2 separate regions of the Homo sapiens genome follow, and region 1 is linked to region 2. The links are chromatin loops, found by intact Hi-C in ENCODE. Cell type or tissue: natural killer cell. All regions are shown on one strand. Links, peaks and the distances in the headings refer to the core of each region. The heading gives the core; the rest is flanking DNA. Region 1 has its middle 7.0 kb from the start of IUR1. Region 2 holds the start of LOC124902710 (a long non-coding RNA gene).

What was found. Hi-C counts contacts between places; a loop is a spot of excess contacts. Peaks named below come from ENCODE experiments on the same cell type or tissue, not always from the same donor. Only the 100,000 strongest peaks of a DNase experiment are listed, where the experiment ranks them.
Region 1: it touches region 2 in a loop (11-fold over the local background); 14 of 110 quality-filtered maps call a loop at or near these places.

The regions. Positions count from the first base shown.
Region 1 is chr11:73,185,372-73,194,498 of GRCh38, reverse strand. No RefSeq gene overlaps it. Among named protein-coding and RNA genes, the nearest start is that of IUR1, 7.0 kb to the right of the region's middle. RefSeq lists an enhancer at 9,107-9,127. In natural killer cell, for the core only: no CTCF peak of the experiment used is centred there; no DNase peak of the experiment used is centred there; H3K27ac peaks cover 343 bases.
Region 2 is chr11:73,331,148-73,340,274 of GRCh38, reverse strand. All of the region lies in intron 1 of ARHGEF17 (Rho guanine nucleotide exchange factor 17), which reads right to left. LOC124902710 (a long non-coding RNA gene) reads right to left here and starts at 8,658. Exons shown (of 2, transcript XR_007062774.1): 1 at 8,392-8,658; 2 at 939-8,074. RefSeq lists an enhancer at 6,294-7,007. In natural killer cell, for the core only: CTCF peaks have their summits at 4,460 and 4,659; a DNase peak (open chromatin) is centred at 4,644.

The sequences.
Region 1 (9,127 bases), core at 1,474-6,473, 150 kb after region 2:
ATCTGAGTTAAAATCCTGGCTTAGCCACTGTAGCACCTACACTTCCCAAGCCTCAGTTTCTTCTTTAATCTGGGCACTGGAGATGGTGTCTGTAGGGGGGCCTGGCTCATTTAGCCAGGGCTTAGTGAAGGGTAGGTAGGCATGGCCCTGTCACAGTCATTGCGGGGTCCCCGACCACAGCTGTGAAGGGGTCTGGACAAGCAGATGCTAAACGCCACTGGGACCTGCATACAGGGAGAAAGTCACTCATCTCTTCTAATACTGGAAAGAGATTGTGACTACCTACTAAAATTGCCCCAAGCAACATTCTATGCAGAGGAGAAAGAACAATGTGGTGTGACTAGTCCTTCCAGCCTCAGTGGGACAGCCACACAGTATTTCCCATCTATCAGCTCTCTATCAATTCATCTCCTGTGTCAGGTTATTGGCCAGGGCAAGAGGGAATGAGAGGAGAGGAAGATCCAGTCCCTGACCCCTGGAAATGCAGACTCTTGCAGGGCCAGATTCTCATGAGCAATGGCATGCCATGATGCCAAGCCTCACCAGGTCCAGGCCACGGCCGGAGGTGCCGAGTTCAGGCTGTTTGCATGGTGACCTCTCAGACTTAGTCAGCGTCCCCACCATCCCCAGCTTTAGTTGCATCATTGCACTCTCACTTATGCCACTAATATTCACTGAAGCCTGCTCTGTGGTAGGGCCCGAGTACAACAGAACGTGTCCTCTGCCTGCATAAAGCCTCAGTGACATGGACCAGTTGGTCCCAGTGAAAGGGCGATTCATTCTCTCCTGTTTTGTGATTGTGTGTCTGCCTCCCCACCAGACCGTGTGCTCCATGGAGCAGGGGCTGTGCCTGTCCCGATCACTGTCGGCTCCACTGTCCTAATCACTGCCCAGAGTCTGCTCCAAAGCCTCCTCCAGAGAGGGTGCTCCATTGATTGAACAGCTCCATGAGGAGGAGGGTGACTGACAGCACTCTGGGAACCCAGAGGAGGAAGTCACAACGCTAAAGGATAGCCAAGAAAGGGCTCCTGGCAGAGGCTGTGGGTAAAGTTTGCATAGGATGGAAAGAGGCAGGGCTGGAACAAGCAAGGGTATGGCAGTAGGAATGAGGTTGAGCTTTGCAGGAGTTCTGGGGAAGAGAGGTGGCGAGGTTAGCTGAGTGCAGGCCAGGAAGAGTTCCGGTGCTGCCTCTTGGGGTCTTGGGGTCTCTCTGCCTCTCTACATAGCTCTTAGTTTCCCCTAACCCCAGGGTTCTCACTCCCTCATCCCCCTACCTTCCAACAAATCAAGAAGTTCATGGATAAGGGACCCTGAGGGCAGCAAGGGAGGTGGTGAGAGCTCCAGTTGTCTGAGTCTAAGACCTTCCTCTGATGAAGTCCCAGCTCCAATTACCTTTCCCACCTAGCATGGCCGGAGAAAGTACAAGACGCCCAGTCAAATTTGAATTTCTGATAAACAGTGAAAAATTCTTTAACATAACGGATATTTGGGACATGTGCTTATACTAAAAAGTTATTCATTGCTAATCTGAAATTCAAATTTAACAACATATCCTGTATTGACATTTGCTAAACCTTGCAAACCCTCCCTTGACCCCCGCTTTTCAGCATCTGTCATTCACCCCTGCCCTGAGCCCCCAGGAACCATCAGAGGTTGTGGGCCTCCTGCAACATACTCAACGAAACAGAAATTCAGAGCTGCTAGGAACACTGAAGCTTATCTAGCCCCATTGCTCCCCACTATAAGTGGACTAGGAGGCCGAGGCCCAGAGGAAGCAGGCACTGGCAGGTCCTTGGGCACCTCTCAACAACTTGACTGGAACTTGGGCCTTCATGACAGCAGGAGGACCCTTGGCTGGGGGCTTCTTAGGAAAGGCCAGGGCCCTCCTATTCATCATTCTGGGGCAAGGCAAGGCAGGGAGTCTCCAGGTTTCTGCCCTGACCCTGGGCTGTGGTTTCCTGGATCTTGACACCCCCAAGTGAGTCACCTCCACCTCCCAGGCTACATCTGACTCAGTGCCAAGGCCCTGGGGCTCCTCAGCTCTTACCTGGCTCCCAGGTTGGAGGAGCCAAGTGGGCAGGTTGGGGTGGCTCTTGGGCAGGACTTTGTGGGAGGGACTAGACCTTGTGAGAGGCTCATTTCCCCACAGTCCTCCTCAGGCCCTGGTAATGGTCCAGTCAAGGGCAGCCCTCAGAAACTCCCAATGGTGCGGCTGGGTGCAGTGGCTCACACCTGTAATCCCAGCACCTTGGGAGGCAGAAGCGGGCAGATCACTTGGGGTCAGGAGTTCAAGACGAGCCTGGCCAACATGGTGAAACCCCGTCTCTACTAAAAATACAAAAGTTATCTGGGTGTGGTGACGGGAGCCTGTAATCCCAGCTACTTGGGAGGCTGAGGCAGGAGAATTGCTTGAACTCGGGAGGTGGAGGTTGCAGTGAGCCAAGTTCGCACCACTGCACTTTAGCCTGGGTGACAGAGTGAGACTCTGTCTCAAAAAAAAAAAAAAAAAAAAAAAAAATAGGAACTCCCAGTGGTGCAGCTAGAGCTGAGGAGAAGGTGGAGTGCCTGGTGGCAGGCGGGGTGGGGGTACATGGGTCGGGGGTAGGGACATAGATTTAATTAAAATCACTCAGCCCATCAGGCCTGCAGGGGTCTTCTGTCAAGTGGCCATTCCCCGCTCCCCACTGAAGGTGCCCATCCCTCTGGGCTCTGTTTCTTCCTCTCATCTTTCCATTGTTATGTTATGTATTAGTTTGCTTATTGTCAATGTCTAGTTAGAACATAAATCCTGTTCACTGTTTCAAGATCATAAAACAGTACCTGGCTCAACAAGCTTTGTGGAAATTGCCCTTACTGCATTTCACCTTGTGTGGAACATGGCCCCTGATGCCACAGTCCCCCACCCACCCATGAGCATCTCAGCATCTGCCAGGAGACTGGCTGTGTGCAGAGCTTTGTGTTCCCCCGGTCCAGGTTCCAGTTCCCTCCTCTGATTACAGCCCAGCCTGGGTCCTGGGACTGAGAAAGTAAAAGCACAGGGTTGGGGCAGACTGACAGACAGTGGGTTTAGGGTGCTGCTCAGGGTGGGGCTCTCATCTGCCTGCCCCAGTGCTTCCACCCGAACCACACAAGCCCACAGCACCTAGACGTGGCCCAGGAGCTCAATCCCAGGCCCACACGGAGCTGACCCCTCCCAGCCAGTCGGGCTGAGGGTACAGCACTGAGCCAGAAGCTGATGACCTGTCTGCCTTGACTTGTGACCTGCCAGATCCCTAGGCCTTGCCGGGCCTGGCTCTGTCTGTCTGTACAATGATGGTTCTGGGCTGACTGGTCTCTGAGGCTTGCCAGCTCAGCCCACCCATGGCTTTTTCCTACCCCTTATCTACCTCTAAACCTCTGTGCCAGCCACTCCTGCATTACCCTGGGGGTACTCCTGAGCCAAGGATCTTAGACCCTCCCCTTCACCCTAGTCAGACCCTTTGCTGACCCTTCTCTGGGACCCAAGTCCTGGTCCTATCTGTCTTGGGGACCATAGGCAGTTGGTGCCAAAGACTGTCCCCAGGATACTTGGGATACTTTAAAGTCATCCAGTAAAATGTCATTCAGGGAAAATCTGTCCACATTTACCTGGCTCCAGCCCTCTAATCAATCCTCCTTTGGGACGCCTGCTCCCCTGACATGTCCAAAGCTGATGAACTCTTTATCTTTCCCCAGACCTGCTCTTCCTGTCACAACCTCAGCAAGAGCATCACCAACCAGCCGGTCACCTGGGCCAGGAACCCAGAAGCCACCAAGCCTCCTCTCATTTTCTGCCTGCCCTCCTCCCATCCTTAACTAAATCCTGGCCACCCCTCTGTGCTATCCTGGGGACTGTCCACCTCTCACCTTCCGCTGAACTGCCCAACTTCATCCTTCATCTTTTCCTCCTGAACCTCAAAAGCAGAGGGCCCTTTGACACTGCTGTCTGCCTTCAGTCCATGCTTCATGCAGCAACCAGAGAGGGACCCTGCTGGCCACACACCCAGCCTTGTCACTCCCCTGCTCAAAACCCTTCCATGGTTCCCACTGCCCTCTGGATAAGGTCTGGCTCCTTGGCCTGGCATTCGAGGCCCTCCAGGCTCTGGACCCTGCCAGCCTTATCAGCTCATCTCATGTGGCTGTTCGACTTGCAGCCAAGTATCCTCCAGCTCTCAGCTGTGGCTCACGATGTTCCCTCCACCTAGGAGGCCTCTATTCTTCCACATCTTTAGGTTCCTCCATCCTGAATCATCTGGAGAGTCCGCTCTGGGAATTGACTCCTTATTTAGGGAGGCTGGATAAACAAGGCTTTTCTCAGGCTGCATGTGTGTTTTTAGACTCAGTCAACATTTATCTATTTATTCAGGTACTCAGCCTTTCAAAAAGGATTTGAGGTGGGCTATTCAATATTGATTGTGGGCTACCATGTGCAGCAAAGTCCAGTGTGCACACACACACTCATTCACACACAAGGCCGGGGCACCATGAGAACCAGGAACCAGGCAGAAGCTTGCAAAGGCCTCATGGGGCCAGTGTGAGGATGAGGCACCTGGATTCAGAGGGAGGCCCACCTGGCTCAGGGTAACACAGACAGATATGGGGTTGAGGGTTCAAATCTGAGGTTTTCTGAGCCCAGTTCACAGGGCTGCCCCTGGAGGACTGAAGCCCAGCCCTGTCTTTAGAAAGTTCCTTGGTTATATGTAGAGAGGGGGCTCTGGAAAATTAAACAAAGCCCACCAGACAGCTCACCTCCCCACAGGGTGCTCAGTGTCCCATCTTATTTAGCCCCCTAGGGTCAGGGAGGAAGCAGGAGCTGGAGATGAGGGGAGGATTTGGAAAGACAGAAGGTAGTAACAGAGGCAGCAAAGGCTGCAGGTGGGGGAAGGAGACCCATAGCTTCCCTCCGTGGCCCCTGCTTGCATTTCCCTTCCCTTTCGCCCACGTCAGCTTCAAGATCTGTTCCTCTTTTCTTCTGCAACATTACTGGCTGGGGGCAGGCTGGGGCGAAGACTGTGGTAGCTGCTCAACCTCTAGGTTCTCATGGGAGAGAACCTAGGCCCCAGCCGAGTGGCGGCCCTGTGGGCACTGCAGACTCCAGAGTTCCCAGCACGCTTTCCGGCCCTTTTCTCCTCCTCTGTACCCCCAGCTAGTCTGTGAGCAGGTATCACCACACCCTTTCCGAGGGGAGGAAACCAAGGACCAGAGCGTTGGTGACAGAGGAAGGACTCCATCCCTTTGTTCTCAGAAGCTAAAATCCTCCCTCTAGAAAGTATCCCAGGTGTGGCTGGGCACGGTGGCTCACACCTGTAATCCCAGCACTTTGGGAGGCTGAGGCGGGCAGATCACCTGAGGTCAGACCAGCCTGGCCAACATGGCGAAAACCCATCTCTACCAAAAATACAAAATTACAAAATTAATAAAAATACAAAATTAGCCAGTTGTGATGGTGGGTGCCTGTAATCCCAGCTACTTGGGAGGCTGAGGCAGGGAGAATTGCTTGAACCTGGAAGGCGGAGATTGCAGTGAACCGAAATTGTGCCATTGCACTCCAGCCTCGGTGACAAAGCGAGACTCATCTCAAAAAACAGAAAGTATCCCAGGTGTCATCTGCTCCTAATCTCTGACAGCCTTGCACAGTAACTGAGTTCAGAAATATGTGTTGGGTTGGCATCAGAGAGGGCCGCTGAGAAGGGGCCTCACCTGTCTGCATCCTCCAGGCATGGAGGCACCAATACTCAGTCTTGATCTCCATGGGCTGTTCTAAATCCTGGGCTCCTCTGCGGTTTCACATACAGGGCATGGGACGTGGAGGTCAGCTCAGTGGGACTCTCCAGGCAGTGGGGAGGGCGGACAGGGGACAAAGATTCTAGTTTCATCTTTTGCAGCCAAAGGTGGGGCTGGCCTGGCCCACTCCTAGGTGACCCTAACTGACCCCAACAGTGAGTGGCTGGGAACTGACCCAGGCTGAGCTGAGGCAGCTGTCAAAGCAGCCCTAAAATTAGCCCCAACAGGGATAGGGAGGGGGGATCTGGCCCAGGCTTCAGGCTCCCATGGCCCCAAGGGACTGAGCCCACACCCCACTCAAGATGGAAGAGGTCAGCCAGAGTTTTGGCAGTGACCTACCCGGAGGCTGGGAGGGGAGATTCACAAGCTAGGATGAACATGGTTCAGAAGGGGGATCGATGGGCAGGAGGCACCCCCTGCTAGTTTCTTGGATCCTATGTGGCTCCCAGCCCCAAGCCCTTCAGAGCCCTGAGAGGAACCAAGGAGAGACTTCACTATTTTTGTTCTCCTAGAACAGGATTGAGGGGGCCAGCCTGTCCTTCCAAGGCTGAACTGGATAACCTCACACCTTAGCATCAACTCCCAAGAGCAGAGGAGGAGCCAGGAGGTGTGTTAGCCTGATTGATAGAGGTGTGGATTGGAGACACCTGGGACAGGCCCAAAGTCAGCCTCATCCTGCCCAGGCATGCAGCTCCACCCACTTTCCTCTGCTCTGCCTTAGTGCTCTGAGAATCTTATTTAAAATGCAGATCCTGGCTGAGTGTGGTACCTCATGCCTATAATCCGAGCACTTTGGGATGCCAAGGAGGGAGAATCACTTGAGGCCAGGACTTTGAGATCAGTCCTGGTAACATAACAAGACCCCACCCCATCTCTACAAAAAACTTTTTAAAAAATTAGCTGGATGTGGCGTCATGTGCCTATAGTCCCAGCTACTTGGGAGGCTGAGGCAGAAGCATTGCTTGATCCTGGGAGTTCAAGGCTGCAGTGTGCTATTGAGTATGATTGTACTACTGCACTGGAGCCTGTCGCTGACAGAGCGAGACCCCATCTCTAAAAACAAAACAAAACAAAATCGGGGCGGGGCGCAGTGGCTCACACCTGTAATCCCAGCACTTTGGGAAGCCGATGTGGGTGGATCACGAGGTCAGGAGATCAAGACCATCCTGGCTAACACGGTGAAACCCCATCTCTACTAAAAAAAAAAAAAAATAGCCAGGCGTGGTGGTGGGTGCCTATTGTCCTAGGAGACAGGAGAATGGCATGAACCTGGGAGGCAGAACTTGCAGTGAGCTGAGATTGCGCCACTGCACTCACTCCAGCCTGGGCGACAGAGCAAGACTCTGTTTCAAAAAAAAAAAAAAAAAAACAAACCAAAACAGATCATGATTCAGAAGAAGATCTGGGGTCAGGTATGAGATTCTTCAAGATTCTAACAAGGTCCCAGATTGGCCCGCAGATCACACTTTGAGCACAAAACTCATTTCCCGGGCAGCTTGGGTGGACCCCAAGGCCAGGGCCCCGTCTTCTCCTATACACAGGTATCCCTACCACAGGTAACCCCAACTCCCATCTTCAGTAGAGCCTGGCATGAGCATATGGGCACCCAGTATACTAGGTGGCTGGCTGGTTTATTGTGGGTTCCTGCATGGGCAGTAGGTGTGTGTGGTAATCCCCGGGCCTCTGTGTCTACTGCATGTCTCTTGTTACATGTGTAAAAAGTGTACAAAGATGCACATATACAATAATGATGAAATAAAAATAGCTAAAGTTTAAAAAGTAGATAATCTTTATTGAGCACTATGCCCAGGGAAGGTACTAGAAATGTTACACTCAGTATCTTATTTAATTCTCATAACAACCCCTGTGAGATGAGAAAACCGAGGCTCAGAGAGGTTAAGTGACTTGCTCAAGGTCACACAGCTGATAAGCAGCAGTAAGGACTGGAATATGCATGTGCACCCGTGCACCCAGTGCGCCCATCTTGGTGCATGTGAGCTTGTGGGCATGTGTGCTGTTGAGTGGGCACAGGTGATGCAGGAGGTGAGCAGCCGCAAGGATGGGGTGGGCGGGGTAAGAGCCATGCACAATGATTCAGAGTGTGAGCTTTCCGCAGGTAGGGAGACAGGAGACCCAGGTGGAGGGAGATGCAGGCAGGAGCCAGCAAGTCTGGGCTTGAGTCTTCATACTGCAGGGCCAGCTTTGACTTCCTCCTTTGTGAAATTAGTGTGATAATATTTGCCTCACAAGGCTCTGCTGTGAGAAAGAAACGCAATAATAACGCAAAGTGTGCCACGCGGGCCTGCCTGGCACACAGCAGGCACTCAAGATGTGTGAGCTGGCCCTTCCTTCCCCTAGGGACTGAACTGCTTGGGAGTGACTTGTGCCCTGACTGGTAGCAGCCAGCTCACTGGATTAAAGGAGGCATCCTGGGGAGGGCTGGGGACAAGTGGTGAAAAGGCATGGAGCGTGGAGTGGGTTGCAGCTGAGGGAGCACCCAGGGAGGGACGGACATTTGAACAGAGCTCAGAGACTGGCCCACCACCTTTCCCTTGGCAGAGACAGGAGAAGCTGCAAGGCTGGAGATGCCCCAACTCCGGAGAAGTCCTCTCAGGAAAGCAAACACCCTGTCCCTTGACTCAGCCCTCAGCTATGCCAGACACATCAGCCCTCACGGTCCTGCAGGCCATGCCCACTGGAGACCAGATCTCCTCTGGGCCGGGCCGGACATCGTTTAGGCTGGGCCTTCGGAAGTGCCCAGTGACTCACTTACCCTTCCTCCATCCACAACCCGATCTTGCTCCTGGAGCTGGAGTCCCCTGAGGCTGCCCACACGTGGGTGGCTCCCAGAAGGTGGAGCTGTGAGGCATCATGGGGCAGACCCTTACCCCTCAGCAAGTCCGCTGCCTAAGTCCCTCCTCGTGGGTGGTGAGCTGCCTCCTGCAGGGCTCTGTAACAAGCAGGTGGTTGCCTGGGTGGGTGTCAGTCTCCCCTGGGACCCGGAGTGGAGGGGCACCCAGGTGGATCCCCCAGGCCATCCAGAAGCAGGTGCTGGGAGTGGAACCCCAGGCACACAGTTGCCGAGAACTGGCTTGCCGTGGGAGGCTGGATTGAAGTGCTGGAGGACCAGAGGACTCACAACATCCACCTCCATCATCTTCCGCGTGAGGAGTCTCAGCCCAAAAGAGGGCCATCACCAGGCCGGGATCATCTGCAGAAGGCACAGATCCCACCTCAGCCACCCATCCACGTTGCTGATGGGAGAACGTCCAGAGGCAGCTGTGGAAGGGTTGCTCTGTCGCCTCCGTGTGGCAGCAGGGGAGAA
Region 2 (9,127 bases), core at 1,753-6,752:
CTTCATTAAGGATGACTAATTAGATCCAAGCCTATTGTCTTGGCAATGGAGTGGGGCTGGTGGTTCGGGGAGATGAAAGGAAGCAAAGAGAAGGAACAGGAGCACATGGGTTGGTCGCTGAGGCAGGGTGTCCAGGGAGGGCCCCATAACAGCACAGGCATCAGAGCCCTTCAGGATGAGGTCAGTTGGGGTGGGGGCTGAGGGCACCAGGTGGGCCACGGTACCCCTATGCAGGTTGGTTCTGCTATTGTTCCTCTGAGCTCCTGTTCTGAGTGCTGATTTTATCTCCTTTGGGGTATGTGCAGTTGTATAGAATGAGTGTGGCTCAGAAGAGTTTTTGTAAGTATACAGGGTGCTTGGTGAAGGCCTACCCAGCCCTCCTCTCCATACCCCACACCCAACCATAAACACCTCTTCTCCCATGAAAGAGCCACACTCTCACCTGCTCTTTAGTCAGAGAAGGAAAGACAGAGAGGGGGAAAAAGGGCTCTGCTCTACAAGAGTACCACCCCACTCCAGGAGGGGCAGGCTGGGGGTCCCAAGTCTGTGGGACCACCTTTCTACCAGCCCTGGGGAGCACCTAACCCTCCCTACTTCTGCCCAATCTGCTAACAACTTCCCCATCTCTGAGGGAATCCCAATACCCTGACTACCTGCCTCTGGACACACCACCCAGTCTGAGCCCACCCATACCTCCTGCATCTGGGCACTGTCCACCTGGGGGCCACCTGGTCCTCCAGCTGGTGCTGGACCAAATGGGACCAATGATGAGAAAGGCTAGACACAGGGATGAACAAACAAATGGACAGATAACCGGTAATGGCTGAATAAATGAAAGGATGAAAGGATGAAATCATGATAAATGAATAAATAATAAATTAATGGATGAACAGATCAATGACAGTCATGAATACATGAATGAATCCACAGATACATGGTTTAATGCATGAGTAATCAATTGCATTTTTATTTTATTCATTAGTTGATTAGTTCAATAAATACTTATAGAGCACCTATTAGATGCCAAGCACTGTGCTGGGGATTTAAAGGTAAGGAAAGAGGTCTGTGCCCTACTGGGCACCACAGTCTACACAGGAAGACAGGAACTGAGAAAGAAATGGCAAGCATGATGCAGGTGGTGAAGGAGAAATGCCGGTACTGGGGCAGCAGGCCTCATCAGGCTCCTGGGAGTGGAGGCACAACCCTATTAAATCTTTGTCAAGAGAGTGCCTGGGCCCCAGAGCTGCCCAAACTGGAAGACTAGGAACCCCATAATCTCAGAATTGCCACACCACTAATGCTGTTTGGACAATTCTCAGGGGCCAGGCACCCTACCATCACTTTACACGTCCTGGCTCCTTTAATCCCCACAGCAGCCCCACATCAAGAACTCTATTATTATTACTCTCCCTTCTTACAAACTAGGAAACTGAGGCTCAGAGAGGTCACCTGGCTGGTAAGAGGTAGAACCCAGTTCTACCAGCCACCTCCAGGGCCCAGGCTCCTAAACCCCACCCTCTCCCCAGTGGGGAGAGCCCCACTCCACCTCCCCTGGCCTGGTGCACACAGCTGGGCTCCCCCAACCCCCACCTCCCTGGTGTGGTGGTTGCCTTTCTTCAGCCTCCTTTGTTCCAAGACAGTGACATGAACAGATTCTCCTGAAGGTTTAGGTGGTAAACAAACTGCCATCCACAGGCAATGCTAGAGTCAAAGAAGATCCTCTTCCCTGGGAACTCGGCCCTGGCGAATGGCCCACACAGACTGTCTGATGCTCCTGACCCCACCAAAGTCCACAAGCATAGGGTTGGTACGGGATGTTCCCAACCTAATGGGCTATCCATTTCCCTGACAGCCGCTGCCTTCCTCAGGTGCTCAGTTCATCAAGGAGATGAAAGTTCCAAAAGAGGGACTTTTTGGGTAGAGAGATTAAGAAGGCAGGCCCTGGAGCCAGAAAGCTCAATCCCAAATCCTGGCTTGGCCACTTACTGGGGAAGTGACCTTGGGCAGGACACTTCACTTCTTGGGGCCTCAGTCTCTCCATCTGTTCCTGCTTGAGGACTCTGTCTTCTTCCCATCCCCCTATCTTCTCTCCTCTCCTCCCTTCCCCCTGCCTTCCCTGGTCAGGTCCTGTTTCCTAGAGACCCTCTCTTCTGGAAAGAGGAGCCTCTCAAGGCTCCACAGAGTTCCCAGGCCTCTGAGGCAGCTAGAAGGGAAGTGTCCAAGCCACAGGGCTCCCTGGGGACTGGCTGCTCAGGGTGGGCTCCATAATTCTGGGGAATGTGCTTTGGGAATGGGAAGGAGAGCTCCTTAGAGCCTCAGGATCTTCCTGCTATGGGGACAGTGCCCTGCTTAGGTGGGTGCGTGTATGCACCTGGGGTGGGATTATGAGTGACACGACCTGTGTCCTCTCTGTGTGGACTCCTCTGTGTGTCTGTGTACACTCCTGTTGGGGTCTTCTGTGGACATGTGACTGCACAACTGGTGAGGGTGATGGTCCATAGGGTTCAATGGCAGAGACTGAAAGTGAAGGGGTCACTTCAATAATAATAAAAAATAGCTGGGTGTGGTAGTTCACGCCTGTAATCCCAGCACTTTGGGAGGCTGAGGCAGGAGGATCACTTGATCCCAGGAGTTCGAGACCAGCCTGGGCAACACAGGGAGACCTCATCTCTACAAAAAATACTAAAAATAGCCAGACCTGGTGGCACACACCTGTGGTCCCAGCTACTCAGGAGGCTGAAGTAGGAGGATCACTTGAGCTCTGGGATGTCAAGGCTACAATGAGCTGTTTTCCTCATAATCATCTTCAGGTAGACTGTATGTTTTGAAGATAGCTATCATCTCACATGCTTTTTTTTTTTTTTTTTTCTTGAGACAGGGTCTCACTCTGTCACCCAGGCTGGAGTGTAGTGGCGTGACAGCTCACTGCAACCTCAAACTCCTGGGCTCAAGCGATCCTCCTGTCTCAGCATCCTGAGTGGTGGGGGTACAGGTGCGCACCACCACGCCCAGCTAATTTAAAAATATTTTTTAGAGATTAAGCCTAGTCTTGAACTCCTGGGATCAAGCAATCTTCCTGCCTCGGCCTCCCAAAGTGCTGGGATTATAGGCGCGAGCCACTGCGCCTGGCCCACATGTTCTTCTTACAATGTGGTATTGACTCTTCCCACAGAAAGACGAGGTCCAGGTCCCCTCCCTTTGAAGCTGGGTAAAGCTTTGTGACTGCCTTGACCACAGAGCACAGCAGAAATGATACTATGTGACATCCAAAGCTAGGTCATAAAAATGCCATGTGCTTCCATCTTGCTCTCTTGGCTTGCTCATTCTTGAAACCCAGCCTCCACGTTGTGGGGAAGCCCAGGCCACATGCAGGGGCCATGTGTAGGTATGCCAGCTGACAGGCCAGATGAGGTCCAGCCAAATGCCAGCATTAATCACCAATTTGTGAGTGAGGATGCCTTCAAGGTAATTCCAGCCCAGCACTATCCGACCACACTGCATGACTCTCAGTGAGAAGTGCCTAGCTGAGGAAACTGAGGATCAGGGAGGTGGAGGAGCCATGGTCACACAGGCAGTGAGTGGAAGAGACGGAATGTGAACCCAGGGTCCTTCATATGCTGACAGGAGAAATGAAGGAAGGGGATGATTTCTGCACAGGCTAGATTTCATCTATTGCCCCAGAGGGGTCCAGCTGGGACTCCAACCTCACCACTCCTTCCAGAAACTGTCCCTGCTGGCTGAAAGGAGGATGGAGGTGGTAGCCCTCATTCCTTATGCTGGGACTCAGGCCCGACTTCTAACTGCTGAACCTTGCTGGTGCACTCTTAGCCCAGAAGGGACCCCCGTACCCACTGCGCTCCCAGCCCCCTCCTAGACCTCTGGGAATGAGGTGTGCTCACTGTATCCTTGGTGGGAGCTCATGTATACAGCTGGCTAATGTTTAGTGAGGCACTGTTTCTCATGTATTATCTCATTTAGTCCTCACACCAGTCCTCTGAGTTATGTATTCCTGTTATGGCCATTTTACAGATGAGGAAACAAAGGCTCCAGGAAGCAAAGCAACTTGCCTGAGGTTATGAAGTCAGGATGTGGCAAAGCTGGGATTTGACCCCAAGTAACTGGCATATCAGAGAAGCTGAGTGACCTCACCAGGGTCACAGAGCACATTAACAAGAAGTCAAGCCAAGCCCAGAGCACCTTGAATGAGAAGGTAGGAGGCTGTATTCTCTTCCATGGATGGCTGGGAGTTAGATGGAAATAGGACGGTCTCAATGTCTGCTCCCTGCTTTCCACAACCAGAAGATCCATAAGAGCAGAGACCAGGTCTCTTGACATACAGTAGGTGTACAATACTTATCTATTGACTGTCTTGCTTTGCAACTTTAGCCAAATTCCTCTCCACTCTGGGATTCAGTTTCCCCCTCTGTAAACAAATGGGGGAGAAGGGAAGGTGTAGATGGATTCTAAATTCCCCACCAGGCTTCCTGGCAGCAGAGGTGGTGGGGGTGAGGTCATGCTCAGAGGTGGAGGATGGACAGCTTGACCTTCCTTCCTGATTTCAGGCTTCAGGATTAAGCCTATGGCTCCAGTGAGGAAGCTGAAGCCCCAAGAACTGCACTTCCACCAGACGCCCACAGGTGGCAGCAGAGGCCCACATGGCAGGGGCTGTGGTGCATGTGGTTTGAATTTAACTGGTGGGTTTTTTTTTTAATGTGGGTTTTTTCCCTTTCTTTCTTCTCTGAGATCCGCCCCCCTCCCTCCCAATTTCAAGAAGATACAGCTGGACCTTCCAGGCTGGGAAGGAAAAGTTTCTCATTATGGATAATAGCGGGAAGCAGGAGGTGGGGCTTGAGAAGTAGATGGATAGACAGACCCCCAACAGATGTGAAAAACATCTTAGGAGCTCAGAAGCTTTGAATGCAATCATCCTCTCAGCCCAAGAGGCTGGGACTGTCACCCCCATTTTACAGGCAGAGAAACCAGAACCCAGATCTTCTGGGTCCCACATCTGAGTCTGAGCAGGGGAGGTTGCCCTGCCCTTGGCAGTCGAGAAGGACCCCACTGGTAATCCCATGAGGCCTTAGGGTAGGTAGGACTTGCTAAATCTGGCAACTCCTGCTTTAGGGCTCCCAGGAAATGCACCCACCTTCCCCTATGCACACTTCTGCCTACATACTGGCCTGGCCTGTGGTCCCAGCCCTGGCTTAAAACCTATGAATGAGATGACCTCCAGGGGCCCTCCTCTCCCAGCTCTAAAAGTTATTTCATTCAAAATGTCTAACACTGGCTCAGCACCAGACCAGTGCTCAGGGAATCAGGCCCTGTGGCCCAGGACCACCACCGTTCAGCCTCTGATTCCTGACCTGCACAGAGCACTGGAAAGCAGGGATCCCTTCCCTATCCTCCACCCAGTTCCCCAGCCTGCAGGGGGGCTGGGATCGTGGGAACGGAAGTTATCCAGGGTCTGTTTCCAGCCCCTCTTGTTCTCTCCCTCCCTCAGACCCAGGAGCAGGGGGAAGGGCTGCAGTCATGTGTTGTCGGTGGGATGGGGTGTCCTGCCTCTGGTGCAGAAGATGACTCACTGGGCTGTGGGCCAGGCACCCTGGGAAAGGCCAGGTCAGCCTCAGCCAGAGCCCCAAGGAGCTGAGGCAGGAAGGAGGGGGCCAGAGCCTGCCTCGGCTGAAGATAAATCCTGGGGGCTCTTGAAGCCCCACAGCCAAAAGAGGCTGTCTTCCCCACTTACCATAGTGCCAGAAATTCTATTCATGCCACCAGAGACCTAGGGAAGCCTGAAGTGCAATCAGCCCCCAGCAGCCTACGTGTGTGACCTCCCAGCCTCTCCTCTAGCCAGGCTGGTCTCTTCACCACTGTCCAACCCCAGTCTCCTCCCCACCTCTCCATCTTTGTGTAGACTGCTCCTCTGCCTGGGCTGCCCTCCTTGCTCTTGGCCCTGTTTAAACGCCATCTAACTTTTATGCTCTGCCTCTTCCTGGAAGTTTCTTTTAAGTCCTCCACCCTCCCTGACCTATCCCTGCTATAGACCAGGGCACTGACCAAACTGCCTGGTGCTAATTCCCCAATCAGCAGCCTCCTTTTTGGCATATTGAAAGACCTACTATATGTCAGGCTTGCACTCAGGCAAGCTGCCCAGGTACTAAGGGACATATAACAAAGTCTGTGAGCTCCAAAAGGGAGGGTGCACTTCTGCCTTGTTCCAGCAGCTTCCATGCCTACAACAGAGACTGACCCACAGTTAAGTGCTCAGTTCACATTTGTGAATTTGAGGATGAATGAAAGCAAGTATCAGTGTAATTAATGTGCACTGATTAGTTTAGAATGTCCATGTTCAATCCTCTCTTGAAGGAGGGAGGCAGAGAAGGGACCATTTCTACGCATTTGATATATGGGCACAGAGGCTCAAAGAGGAAATGTCTCATGACCCCCAGGGTGGCAGACAGTCAGCTGAGCTAGAACCAGACCAGACCAGGCCTCTGGAGCTCTCCCACTGTAGCTTGTCCAGAGAGGCCCAACCAGCTGGGTTGCACTGTGGCCCCTACCTCCCCTACTCCCACCCTGTTCCAGGACCCGGGTGACACTCTGAGGGGAGAGTAAGTTCTACCCATCAGTCGGTCACTCCAGCCCTGCCCCTGGGGACTCTGGCATAACCCAGAGCCGAGGGAAGCCCCCTCCCATCACACCAGGCAAGCATAGGGTGGTCAGGATGTCCAGGGGCAGTGACCATGCCCGTTCAATTATCCCTCCACCCTAGCCTCTGGAAGAAGTGGTCTCTGCCTCTGGCTGACCAACAGCAGCTTGGGCTTTTAGGCCTTACTGAATTTATCCACCAATGGTGACCAGCCCTAATGCCTGGACAGCGATAGTTACGTGTGAGTGCGCGCGCGCGTGCATGTGCACAAGTGTGCGCAGTGGATAAGATTCACAGCTGAAGGTCAGCCTGAGCCAAACCCAGGGTATACTCTCCTGAGGCCCAGGACAAGGCCACCACCGCCAGAAAGTCTTTCTGGTAGCACAGACCTGCCCACTCCCCTCCTCTGAACTTCTAGAGTTTCGGCCTTTAAAACTCAGGGTCTTTCTAGTCTTGTCATTATTATTGGCAATAAGTGGAACCACCCAGTACCTTAGAGTTTACAAAACACTTCCAGGGCCTAATTTCATGAGCTCTTCCGTGGGTAAAGCAAGGCTCAGTGAGAAGTCATGTGTGCTTAGGTTCTCAAGACAAAGAGGTTGGTGGGGCCAGGGCCCAAATCTCAGTGCCGGCACTGACCTGCTGTGGGACTGTGAGCAAATTACACAACCTCGTTGGGCCTGAGGACAGGAAGAGAGCAAAAGCATAAACCAGGAGGAGAAGATCTCCTGAGGGATTCCTCTGCGCTGCTTACTAAGCGCTCTGCAGGTATTATTTTAACCTCACAATAAGCCTCCTGGGTAGGCCCTATTATTACCCTGTTTTACAGAGGAAGATGATGAGGCATAGTTAAGGACCTTGCTCAAAAGTTAAGTACCTTGCTCAAGGTCTCTCAAGCAGACAGGATTCCCGCCCCCCAGGAACCCCAGAAGGAAGAGGTGTGGGATTATCTAGGAACCCGGAGAGAGGAGCATGTTCTAGCCTAAGGGAGTGACCCCGGGAGCAGCCCAGGCTCCCAGCATGAGGACGCCCACTCGCCCACTCAGCCTTTTCCACAGCAGGGAAAACTGGCGACAACCTCAAGGTCCAACCACAGGAAAGCCCAGAGATTCATGCACTTACTGAAATCTTTGAAATGCTATGGAGAAGTATTTGGGTATAACATCAAATGAAAGAAGCAAGAAGCATACATTCTGCACCATCTCAATGTTATTTAAAATACACACACACACACACACACACACACACACACACACACACACACACACACACACACACGGAGAAAAAGCCTGGAGGGAAATATACCAGAACATTAACAGTGGGCAGGGGCCCTGGACAAAGGTGGGTAGAGGGGTAGAGCCAGAGACCACTCTCCACTGATGGCTTCCCGACCTCCAGAAGACCACATCTGTGCCTCAGTTTCCCCATCTATAAAGTAGAGAATATAGAGGGCTTACTTCCCACAGTGCCCAGAACAAAGCATGAGTTCAACAAATATTGGCTGTTATGAATAACCAGAATCTCAGAGGGCAGGTCCCCTCAGGGGTCAGTGGTTGGCTTAAGCACCCTCCTTCCATGGCAGGCCTCCCTGGCAGCCCTCGCTGGCATATCCGCAGGGCTGACAAGCTCCCCCTCCCATGGGGCCATGGTAGCTCCTTTCACTATGGGCATGTCTGCTTGAGAAAAAGCCATGCTGGGCTGGACCCCTCAGTCTCTGGGTGGCCTTAGAAATGGACAGCAGTCACCTCAGGAAGAAATTTCCTCCACCTCCCATTCAAAAATCCTTTGGGCTCTGATGCTTCTGTGGGGTGATTCTCCAGGTGAGAGCTGGGAGAGGTTTTCCAGGTGGCTCTCTTGTCCCCAGCCCAGGTGACCACCTCTATCCCTCTCTCTCTCCAGGACAACAGAGTAGCATTTGTTGGCAGCACTTTGTGCCTTTTCCATTTTCTCCTTTGGAAAACAAATGAGAAGCCAGCTGAGTCTGACCTCCTCCCCCCGCACCCCCCCACTCCCCCTCGCCCAACCCTCCAGGCCCCCAGGGGTGGGAGGCCCTTTCTGCCTCCTCCCTGGACAACAGGACTGGTGGAGAACCCCAGAGGAGGGGCCCTGTGAACTGGCTGTTGCCATGGCAATGACAGCCCTGGAATTTGACCACTGGGGCCCAGGAGTGGGGGAGGGGAGGTGGTATAGGCTACGCTGGGGCCAGGGAGGAAGGTCCAGGGGCCCAGGAAAGCCAAGAAGAGCAATGCAGGGCAGGGGTCCAGGGTCCCCTCCATGGCCTCAGTTTCCCCATCTGTAAAAGAGGGAGAGAGAGGCATGGGCCTTAAGATCTCTCTACCTCTAATCCAAATCGAGACATGGGTAAGGGCTAGGGGTATGGGACACAGCCAGGACAAGGCCAGTGCTCCCTTTGATGGATAGGGACCCCAGGGAACAGGGACTCAATCCAAGGTCACACAGCAAGTCCAGGGTAGTGGCAGG